Regions from separate parts of the Homo sapiens genome. Here region 2 is linked to region 1. The links are chromatin contacts, found by Hi-C or POLR2A ChIA-PET in ENCODE. All regions are on one chromosome and are shown on one strand. The core of a region is the stretch at or near the end of the contact, and the rest is flanking DNA. Distances in the headings are between cores, read along the strand shown.

Region 1 (4,666 bases), core at 1,113-3,612:
ATCTCTATTATTATTTTTTTTAATTAGCCAGGCGTGGTGGCGGTCACCTGTAATCCCAGCTACTCAGGTGGCTGAGGCACAAGAATTGCTTGAAATTGGGAGGCAGAGTTGCAATGAACCAAGATCACGCCACTGCACTCCACCCTGGGTGACAGAGCGAGACTCTGTCTCAAAAATTTTTTTAAAAAAGGGATTACGGTCAGGCGCGGTGGCTCACATCTGTAATCCCAGCACTTTTGGAGGCCAAAGGAGGCAGATCACTTGAAGTCAGGAGTTCGAGACCAGCCTGGCCAGCATGGTGAAACCCCATCTCTACTAAAAATACCAAAAAAAAAAAAAAAAAAAAAATTAGCCAGGCATGGTAGCACATGCCTGTAGTCCCAGCTACTTGGAAGGCTGAGGCAGGTGAATGGCTTGAACCCAGGAAGCAAGGTTGCCGTGAGCCGAGATCATGCCACTGCACTCCAGCCTGGGCTACAGAGCAAAACTTCGTCTTAAAAAAAAAAAAAAAGGATTACAAAAGAGTATTATGAAAAATTTTCTGCCATCAAGTTGGATAGCAAAGACGAAATGGACAAATTCCTAGACACATACAAACTACCCAAAAAAGTAGACAAGCAAATACAGCAAATTGAAAAATCAAAAGCTAACCTCTTGAGTTTTTTCTTTTTTTTTGAAACAGAGTCTCACTCTGTCTCCCAGGGTAGAGTGCAGTGGTGTGATCATGGCTCACTGCAGCCTCCACCCCCTGGGCTCAAGTGATCCTCTCATCTTAGCCTCCCTAGTAGCTGGGACCACAGGCGCACACCACCATGCCCAGCTAATTTTTGTATTTTTTGTAGAGACGAGGTTTCACCATGTTGGCCAGGCTGGTCTCGAACTCCTGACCTCAACTGATCCACCCGCCTCAGCCTCCCAAAGTGCTGGGATTACAGGCATGAGCTACGGCACCCGGCTTGAAAATTTGATAATAAAAACTAAAAGTGTTGGGAGCATTCTCAAGGTTTTGTGGCCTCCTGGAAGGAACAGGAGGCCTTCTAAGAGGTAGAGCCAGGCCTCCACCTTTCCCTTTCCCCCTCCCACCTGCCCCCCACCTTGCCCTCGCACCTGAGTGATGGGTGACAGCGGGGACAGGGTGGGCGATGCCTGCTGACGCCTTGCCTCTGTGCTCAGGGACAGGGGGCTGACGCCAGCTGGGCGGTGCTGTGGAGAGGAGCCAGGTGTGCTCATTCCTAGAGAGGAAGTAGGAGGGAGGGAGAGCAGGTGTGAGACTGATCACTGAGAAAGGGCTGCTTACACACCCACAGTCACACTGCATGGGAATAGCTCAACTGCTCAGACAGAAGCCCATGGACATGTCCCAACTGCCAAACCTGGGCACCCCCCGAAGGCCCTGATTCCTGACCCGAGGGTCCCACAGTCCTGCAGAGTCTGTTCTCCTTCCTTCCAGGAAGGGGGTGTCTCACAGCCAGCCAACCAGCACATCCCCATCTCTGGAGCATAAGATTGGCCCCCAGATGGGCATGTAACCAGGCTGGCCCAATGAGAGCCTTCCCAGGGGCTTTGGATGGAATTCCAGGAAGGGCTGTCTGAAGCCGTGTGTGGGGCATCCTGTGGCGAGGTGAGGAGCCAGCTGAAGGGCTGCAGGGGAGAGGCAGCATCTGAGCCTGCTTCCCACTTTCAGGAGACAATAAATGGTTTTTTTTGGCTGAAAATGGCTTGGGTTGTGGTTAGCTTCAAGCCAGCAGGCCCTGCCCAATGCTGTGGTTTTGCCCACCACCTCGTGGATCTTGCCCTCCTTCAGTGAATGTGCCCATTCCTGCAGCTGCTTCTCTTGGCCCCCAGACCTGAGCACCTGCTATCCCCTATGTCCCACAGCCACTTCCTCCTCCCCAGACCTGGTGCATTCCCCAAGCTGCAGTGCCACCCATCAGGCTGTCTGAACTAAAGAATGTCACTCCTTAACATCCTTCCCCCTCTCTGCCCTGGGGTCTGACACATCATTCCTGCTGGAGGTCCTGCCAGGAGCCGCCTCATCACCCCTTCCCTCACCCCGGCCCCGAAGGCCCTTGCACTGAGCAACCCAATCCTTGGATTCTGCTGCAGTGATGAAGCTGGGTGAGGTCAAGTTCAACATGGCAGTAGCTGGGGCTGGCTGGGTTATTGTGGGCACCATGCCAGGCAGGCAACAGGCCCCTCGATGGCAGGAGGACCCCTGCGAGCCTGGCCTGACCCCCATCCACTCTGGAGACTTGGTTCCCTGGTTGGTGAGATGGCGACGATAACAGCCGCCCTCTCCGGTTCAAAGTGAGGCCCTGGTGAGGTCAGGAGCAGTCTCTGAAGAGCATCTGGCCTGCAGTCAAGGCGGGGGTGAAGCCGCCTGACTCACCCCAGGAGATCTGGGCACCAGATTAACCTTGTTCCGGCAGATGAGACGGCGGGTGCGTGGGCCCATGGGAACACACCCGACAAGCGCCGAGGGGAGATGACAGCCTTGTCCGTGCCCAGGGCAGCTGCTCACCGGGGCGAGCTCGGTCACGCCTGCACTTCCCCTCGGATGCCCTGGCAGCTCTGCTTGGCTGCGCACTGTGGGAGGAAGCCTGGTGCTGTTGACTGCTCCCCAGGCAGCAAGCGCCCTTTGCAGGCCCTGGCGTCCAGGGAGGCATCAACAGAGGCCTGGACGGGAGGATGTGGGGGAAGCCTGCTCAGAGCACACTCAGAGTCACGACCCTGGGCCACTCCCTCATCTTCTCCTGAGTGTCCGCCACTTCGTGCGTCCAGCAGGCCGAGAGATGCTCAGTGCCCAGGTCAGAAGCAGAGGTCGGGCTCGGTACAAAGTAGGGGCAAACGTCAGGAGCGTGTGAGGGTATGGATGTGGGACGACAGGGGCGGGTGGGGCCTGAGGCAAACCAGAGCACTGTGGCCCGTCTCGAGGTGCAAGACATCGGCCATGGCCACTGGGCTGTCTGATTCTTCAAGAGCAGCCAGAAATCTGGTGTTCTACGGGCATTCCCCTGGTTTTTCAATGTTGATTCTAAGTACAGTCAAGCATCACTTAACAATGGGGGTGACTTCTGAAAAAACGCGTTGTCCGGCGATTTCATGGCTGTGCATGAGGATCACAGGGCAACTTACACAAACCTGGATGGCAGAGCCTCTGCACACCTCGGCCAGACGGTAGGGCCCTTGTTCCCAGGCTACAAACCTGTACAGGGTGACCGTCCTGAATACCGTCGGCCAGGCACAGTGGCTCACGCCTGTAATCCCAGCACTTTGGGAGGCTGAGGCAGGCGGATCACCTGAGGGCAGGAGTTTGAGATTGGCCTGGCCAATGTGGTGAAACCCCGTATCTACTAAAAATACAAAAATTAGCCAGGCGTGGTGGTGGGCGCCTGTACTCCCAGCTACTCGGGAGGTTGACGTAGGAGAATCGCTTGGGACTGGGAGGCGAAGGTTGCAGTGAGCCGAGATCACACCACTGCACTCCAGCCTGGGTGACAGAGTGAGACTTTGTCTCAAAAAAAAGAAAAAAAAAATTAAAAACAGTAGGCAACTGTAGCACAATGGTAAGGACTTGTGTGTCTAAGCCTAGAAAAGGAGCAGTAAGACACAGCATTATACTCTGATGGGGCCACTGCCGATTATGTGGTTTGCTGTTGTCAGAAACGTCAAGATGTGGCGTGTGGCTGTATTACAGATGCACAACTGTGGGCCCACACGAAACATACCATGGGCTGGATTTGGCCCTTGGGCTGCCAGTCTCTAATGTCTGCCCTGAATACAAGGGAGTTTTTAATCTTCCACTGGCTGCAAAGTGAGCTCTCGGCCACCCCTGGAGAGGCCAGTTGGCCCAGGAGGGCGGACGGGAGCCTTGCTGTTGAATTCCTTTTGGCAACCTGGCTCACCTTTGGGAACAGGCACAGAGCCAGCTGGAGGGGAAGTCTGGAGCGGGCAGGGAGAGCTGCCAGGGGAGGGCGGGCCAGGTGTCAGGGCCCGCCCGGCCTCAAAGCTGGGCCAGGAAGGAGGAGCCAGGGCCTGCCCTCCTCCTGCACTCTGGAAAGCAGCCAGGGATATGGGAAATGTAGATGGAGCCAAGCGGGGTACTGTCTCCTCGGCCGCGAAGGCCTCTGTCTTCCTTCCTGAGGGAGCTCACGTTCTGACTGGCGGGTGGGCTTGCGAGGAGGGAGGGGGCCACCTTCGTGTGTGCCAGGGGCCGGCAGCTCGGCTTGATTTAAAAGGCGTCCAGAAAGCAAAGCCCCTGCCAGGCGAGCTGCTTGGGCGGCAGGTTCACAAACAACCCAACACATGTCAGGCATTACCGGGCCGCTCTGGCCAGCGCCGGCTCCAGCTTCCACGTATGTTGTGTGTTTCCTTGTGCTTGTTTAGACTGGGTGCCTGCTGGAGGTGCGCAGCTCCCGGGCGGGCGCTGGGGACCTGCCAAGGACCCTCCAGCGGGAAGGGGGCCATGTGCTCTGGTGGCCGTGAAGAGATGTGAGGGGAAAAGCAGGGGCTGGGAGATGGTGGCTTCTATGCGGGGCAGGGGTACCTGCAGCCCCAGCGCTGACCTTCAGCTTTCTGGTTCTGCGCAGGTGCGTGTGGATGCCGCCTGCCTGGCCCTGTCTATCTGGAGACAATGAAGAGGGCTCCTCCGAATCGGCTGTGTTTT
Region 2 (4,661 bases), core at 2-2,501, 190 kb after region 1:
TGTAGTCTAAACATGTCCTGGAACTAAAGACCACATGTCCTCCACCCTCCTGACCGCACGGGTGCTCTTCAGGAACACAGACTGTGGTTATTCTCCTTAGGTTTAGCGGCGGAAGGACTCGTCAGTATCTCCTGATGGAATAAGTACCCTTTGGCATCATCTTGCTAGATCCATCTTCCCTGAAGGCGGTCCCACCCTCTTCCACGGCAGCCAGGTCCTGATCTGCACAGGCTGCTCCTGCTGCCAGCCTGGATGGGAAGCCATCCCCTACAACACACATGCCTTCCTGTCGCAGCCTCTCTCCTCTCTAACTCCAAGCTGGAGCACCCAACACTCTTAGCTTCCTTCTCAATTACACCAAAACTCTCCAGACCCCACTTCTTGCCTTGACCCCAAACCACGAACATCACTTAGTATCTACCAACCACCTGCCAAGCATTGTTCACATATAAAAGTTGACTTAAAAAGACAAAGAATCGACCGGGCGCAGGGGCTCATGCCTGTAATCCCAGCACTTTGGAAGGCCGAGGCAGACGGATCATTTGAGGTCAAGAGTTCAAGATGAGCCTGGCTAACATGGTGAAACTCCGTCTCTACTAAAACTACAAAAATCAACTGGGCGTGGTGGCAGGCGCCTATAATCCCAGCTACTCGGGAGGCTGAGGCAGAAGAATCGCTCGAGCCCGGGAGGTGGAGATTGCAGTGAGCCGAGACCGCACCACTGAACTCCAGCTTAGGCGACAGAGCAAGACTCCATCTGAAAAAAATACAAATAGTCTAAAGAAAAGTCTAAAAAGCAGACACTACCACCAGCTCCTCCTTACAGACGTAGTAATGGAGCCAGGTATGAAGACTCAGCTCGAGAAATTTAGTATTTCCAAAGCGACTGACGCAGTGACTGGCAGAGTTAACGCTACACGCTCAATACCCCTCTCTCATTAACTCGGATCTGCCCCGAGGACCTCTTCCCGCCCGAGGCCTCGTGGGGTCACGCTGGCAGGCAGAGCAGGCAGGCTCCTCTCCAAAACGGCGCTCGCCTCCTGGGCCCCGGTCTGGGCTCCGAGCCGTGGCCTCGCGAGCCCTGCCCAGCCACCCTGCCGAGACTGGCCCGCATGAGCCAGCTCAGGGCCGCCTCTTCTGCCGCCCAGGCCCCTGCAGCCTCCCGCAGCCCCCAACCCGCTCTCGGCCCGGCGCGAACCCGCACGACCGCCGCCACCAACCAGCTCGGCCGCCTCGCTGAAGAAAAAGAAGATAGCGGAACCGGAAACCACCTAATCGCCGCCGAAAGCGCTTGCGCACGGAGCACGCCGGACGCCTGCGTCACAATTCGCGCCGCGCCTTGGGCCCCGCCCTGCCGCCATCTTGGATGCTGGCGAACGAAGCCGCAGCGCACGTGGGTGAAGGTCGCCCACCCGCTTCCGGTTGTGGGCCCCGCCCGCCGAGTCACTTGAGACGATTGCACCTCTCCCCGTGTTTGCGTCCGCTGCCTCTAGGCCACTGACAACCGCTGGCGGTTGGCGGGCCCTCAGCGAATAGCTGAACGGAGTAGAGGAGAATGTTTTCTAATAAAGCAAAGGTATTAAGCAGAGGACTGCGGGTCCAGGACGCAGGAGTCGGGGCTGGGAAAGCACCTAACACCTGGAATCGGTTATTATAAAGCTCTCGGCCGCTGTGCCTGAATGGATTTCAGGACAGCAGCAGGGAGAGCAGACGGTACTACCGCATTCGCCCAGAAAGGTGGTGGTGCCTGACAAAAGGTGTCAAGCGGGACTCAGGATTTTTTTTTTTTTTTTTTTTGAGACGGAGTTTCGCTCTCGTTGCCCAGGCTGTAGTGCAATGGCGCGATCTCGGCTCACCGCAACCTCCGCCTCCTGGGTTCAAGCAATTCTCCTGCCTCAGCCTCCCGAGTAGCTGCGATTACAAGTGTGCGACACCATGCCTGGCCACTTTTGTATTTTTAGTAGAGACGGGGTTTCTCCATGTTGGTCAGGCTGGTCTCAAACTCGCGACCTCAGGTGATCCGCCCGCCTTGGCCTCCCAAAGTGCTGGGATTACAGACGTGAGCCACTGCAGTGTCTCTTTTCAGTGTAGGATCCAGATTTGTGGGTGGTTAAAAAGTGCCAGGGCGGGACCTGGGTCCGGTGACTCACGCCTGCACTTTGGGAGGCCGAGATGTGCGGATCACCTGAGGTCGGGAGTTCGAGACGAGCCTGACCAACATGGAGAAACCGCATCTCTACTAAAAATACAAAATTAGCTGGGCGTGGTGGCGCATGCCTGTAATCCCAGCTACTCAGGAGGCTGAGGCAGGAGAATCGCTTGAACCCGGGAGGCAGAGGTTGCAATTAGCCGAGAGAGTGCCATTGCACTACAGCCTGGGCAACAAGAGCAAAACTCCGTCTCAAAAAAGAAAAAAAAAATTACAAAAATTTTTCAGGTGTGGTGGCGGGTGCCTGTAATCCCAGCTACTCAGGAGGCTGAGGCAGGAGAATCGCTTGAATCCGGGAGGTGGAGGTTGCAGTGAGCTGAGTTCACGCCACTGCACCCAGCCTGGGTGACAGAGTGAGACTCCATCTCAAAAAAAAAAAAAAAAAAAAAAAGTGCCACGGCGGGTGCAGTGGTTCACACTTGTAATCCCAGCACTTTGGAAGGTCAAAGAGGGAGGATTACTTGAGGTCAGGAATTCACGACCAGCCTGGAAGACATAGTGAGACCCTGTCTCTACAAAAAAAAGTTTTATTTTGAACTATCCAGGTGTGGTGGTGCGCACCTGCAGTCCCAGCTACTTCGGAGGCAGGAGGATTGCCTGAACCCATAGGTTTGAGATTGCAGTGACCCATGATTCAGCCACTGCACTCCAGCCTGGGCAACAGAGAGGTGCTGTCTCAAAAACAAAACAAAAAAAAAAAGTGCTGAGTACAGAGAAGATGGGGAGCAATGAGAAGTTACCTATAGGCTTAACAGGGGTACCTGTTTATTTCCTTGAACATTTGCAGGCACTACTATACCAGGCAAAAGCAGACACTCTCACGTCTGGGAAGATGCCTTTAAGAACCTAATTTCCTTTTCTTTTTTGAGACAACAGTTTTGGTCTTTTTGCCCAGGCTAGAGTGCAGTGGTGCGATCTTGGCTCACTGCAACCTCTGCCTCCTGGATTCAAGCAATTCTGCCTCAGCCTCCCAAGTAGCTGGGATTACAGGTGTACACCACCACACCCAGCTAATTTTTATATTTTTGGTAGAGATGGGGTTTCACCATGTTGGCCAGGCTGGTCTCGAACTCCTGACCTCAGGTGATCCACCCACCTCGGCCTCCCAAAGTGCTGGGATTACAGGCATGAGCCACCAAGCCCGGTCATAACAACATAATTTCTAAGTACTCAGAAGATGAGGTAACCCTGGGAGTGTGTCTGATGGGGAATGGATCTAGTGTGGCTCCCCTATCTGGAGGAAGGCTGAGATCTGGAGAAGGAATTATGAAATGAGGATGGGAACACTAGTATTGTGAGCAGTGACAGCAGCGTGAGGGAAGACCTAGCTGGTGACGGGAACTTGGGTTGTTATAGCTCCCACCAGGGGGGGTTCCAAAAAAGGGCCACATCTCTTTCTAGCCCTGTAGTGCCTGATTGTCTGCACCTCCCTCCAGCAGGGCCCCCAGCCCCACATCCAGCACTTGCCCTCCTTTTGGGTTGCTTGGCTTAAGGACTGAAGAAGCCACAGCTAGGTGTACTTTTCCCTTTTTAGTAATGGTGTCTTTTTATTGATAACTTCCCAACAGCATCTGTAAACATCGGGTACAAAAATATTCCATTAAACTCTTTCCCGAGGTGGCTCCGTTTGCTCCATGGAGGCCTTCAGAGAGGCCTGCTGGCCCCTCAGGTTCCACACCTCTATTCAGAGAAACACAGAACTCAGCACGCTCAGGGCTGAATGGATGGCCAGCCTCCGTCTCAAGACTTCTACCTATCTCAGAAACCTCCTTGAGATACCAAGGAGAAAGTATTTGATACTTTTACGGAGCAAGGGGCAGGAAAAGCAGAATTAGTGGGTGCGGGGGTGGGCTGGGGTGAACTCAGAGGAGACCGTGCTTGTGCACCTCAAGGAGGTCCTGACCGGTGGTGGGGGACATCTGGCTCTGGTGTCTGGGAACCTTCTAAGCATTCTTCAGAGCAGACGTCAGGCTCAGCTCTGGAAAAATTCCCCTGTGCCCAGCCCCACGACTCCAGCTGGAATGGGCGTGCCCTGGCATGGCAGAGGGGTCTTGCAGAATAGAGATGTTCTGAGGAAGGAAGGAGCCAGAATTAAAGACCCCCCCAGGAATTCCACACCCCTCGGGAGAGAGCCTTGTCCCCCTAGGAGCCCTGGGTGACAGAACGGGGCAGCAAAGGAGCCCTGGATGACAGAACAAGGCAGGGTTACCCGCTGCCACCTTGTATGCTGCTGCCCTGAGACCCCCTCAAGGCACCGGGCAGCAGGGCTATTCGCCCGTCATCTCCTCGTCATCTGTCTGGCTGCGGCCGTTGATGGCTGGGGAGCCAGGCTGGACATGGGACAGGTCCTCGAAGCCGGGGCTCAGGGAGGGCGAGACGGTGTCGGGGCTGGTGTCACATGAGCCCGTGCTCTGTTCTGAGGTGGCAATGGTGGTCGTGGTGCTGGGTGGGA

The links. Hi-C counts contacts between places; a loop is a spot of excess contacts on that map. ChIA-PET counts read pairs that join two places held with the same protein, here RNA polymerase II (POLR2A). Pooled maps may share reads with other maps.
Region 2: a loop to region 1 is called in a pooled map, with 2.1 times the contacts of the local background. The contact joins the promoter of UBA52 here to the enhancer-like site in region 1. A Hi-C loop is called at or near these places in 1 of 168 maps with a recorded cell type or tissue (IMR-90) and 3 of 50 pooled maps. POLR2A ChIA-PET finds 5 or more read pairs at or near these places in 4 of 52 experiments (A673, AG04450, GM12878 and 1 more).

The regions. Positions count from the first base shown.
Region 1 is chr19:18,761,970-18,766,635 of GRCh38, reverse strand. CRTC1 (CREB regulated transcription coactivator 1) reads right to left here. Exons shown (of 14, transcript NM_015321.3): 9 at 1,108-1,232. Among named protein-coding and RNA genes, the nearest start is that of COMP, 27 kb to the left of the region's middle. Within about 2 kb of position 2,362, at least 11 of the 41 ENCODE cell types and tissues checked have a DNase peak (open chromatin) inside an H3K27ac peak, as active enhancers do.
Region 2 is chr19:18,568,447-18,573,107 of GRCh38, reverse strand. It overlaps UBA52 (ubiquitin A-52 residue ribosomal protein fusion product 1), which reads right to left and starts at 1,251. Exons shown (of 5, transcript NM_001033930.3): 1 at 1,199-1,251. It overlaps KXD1 (KxDL motif containing 1), which reads right to left. Exons shown (of 5, transcript NM_024069.4): 5 at 3,730-4,661. The coding sequence ends at 4,477. RefSeq lists enhancers at 1-562, 1,201-1,540, 1,751-1,870, 1,241-1,917.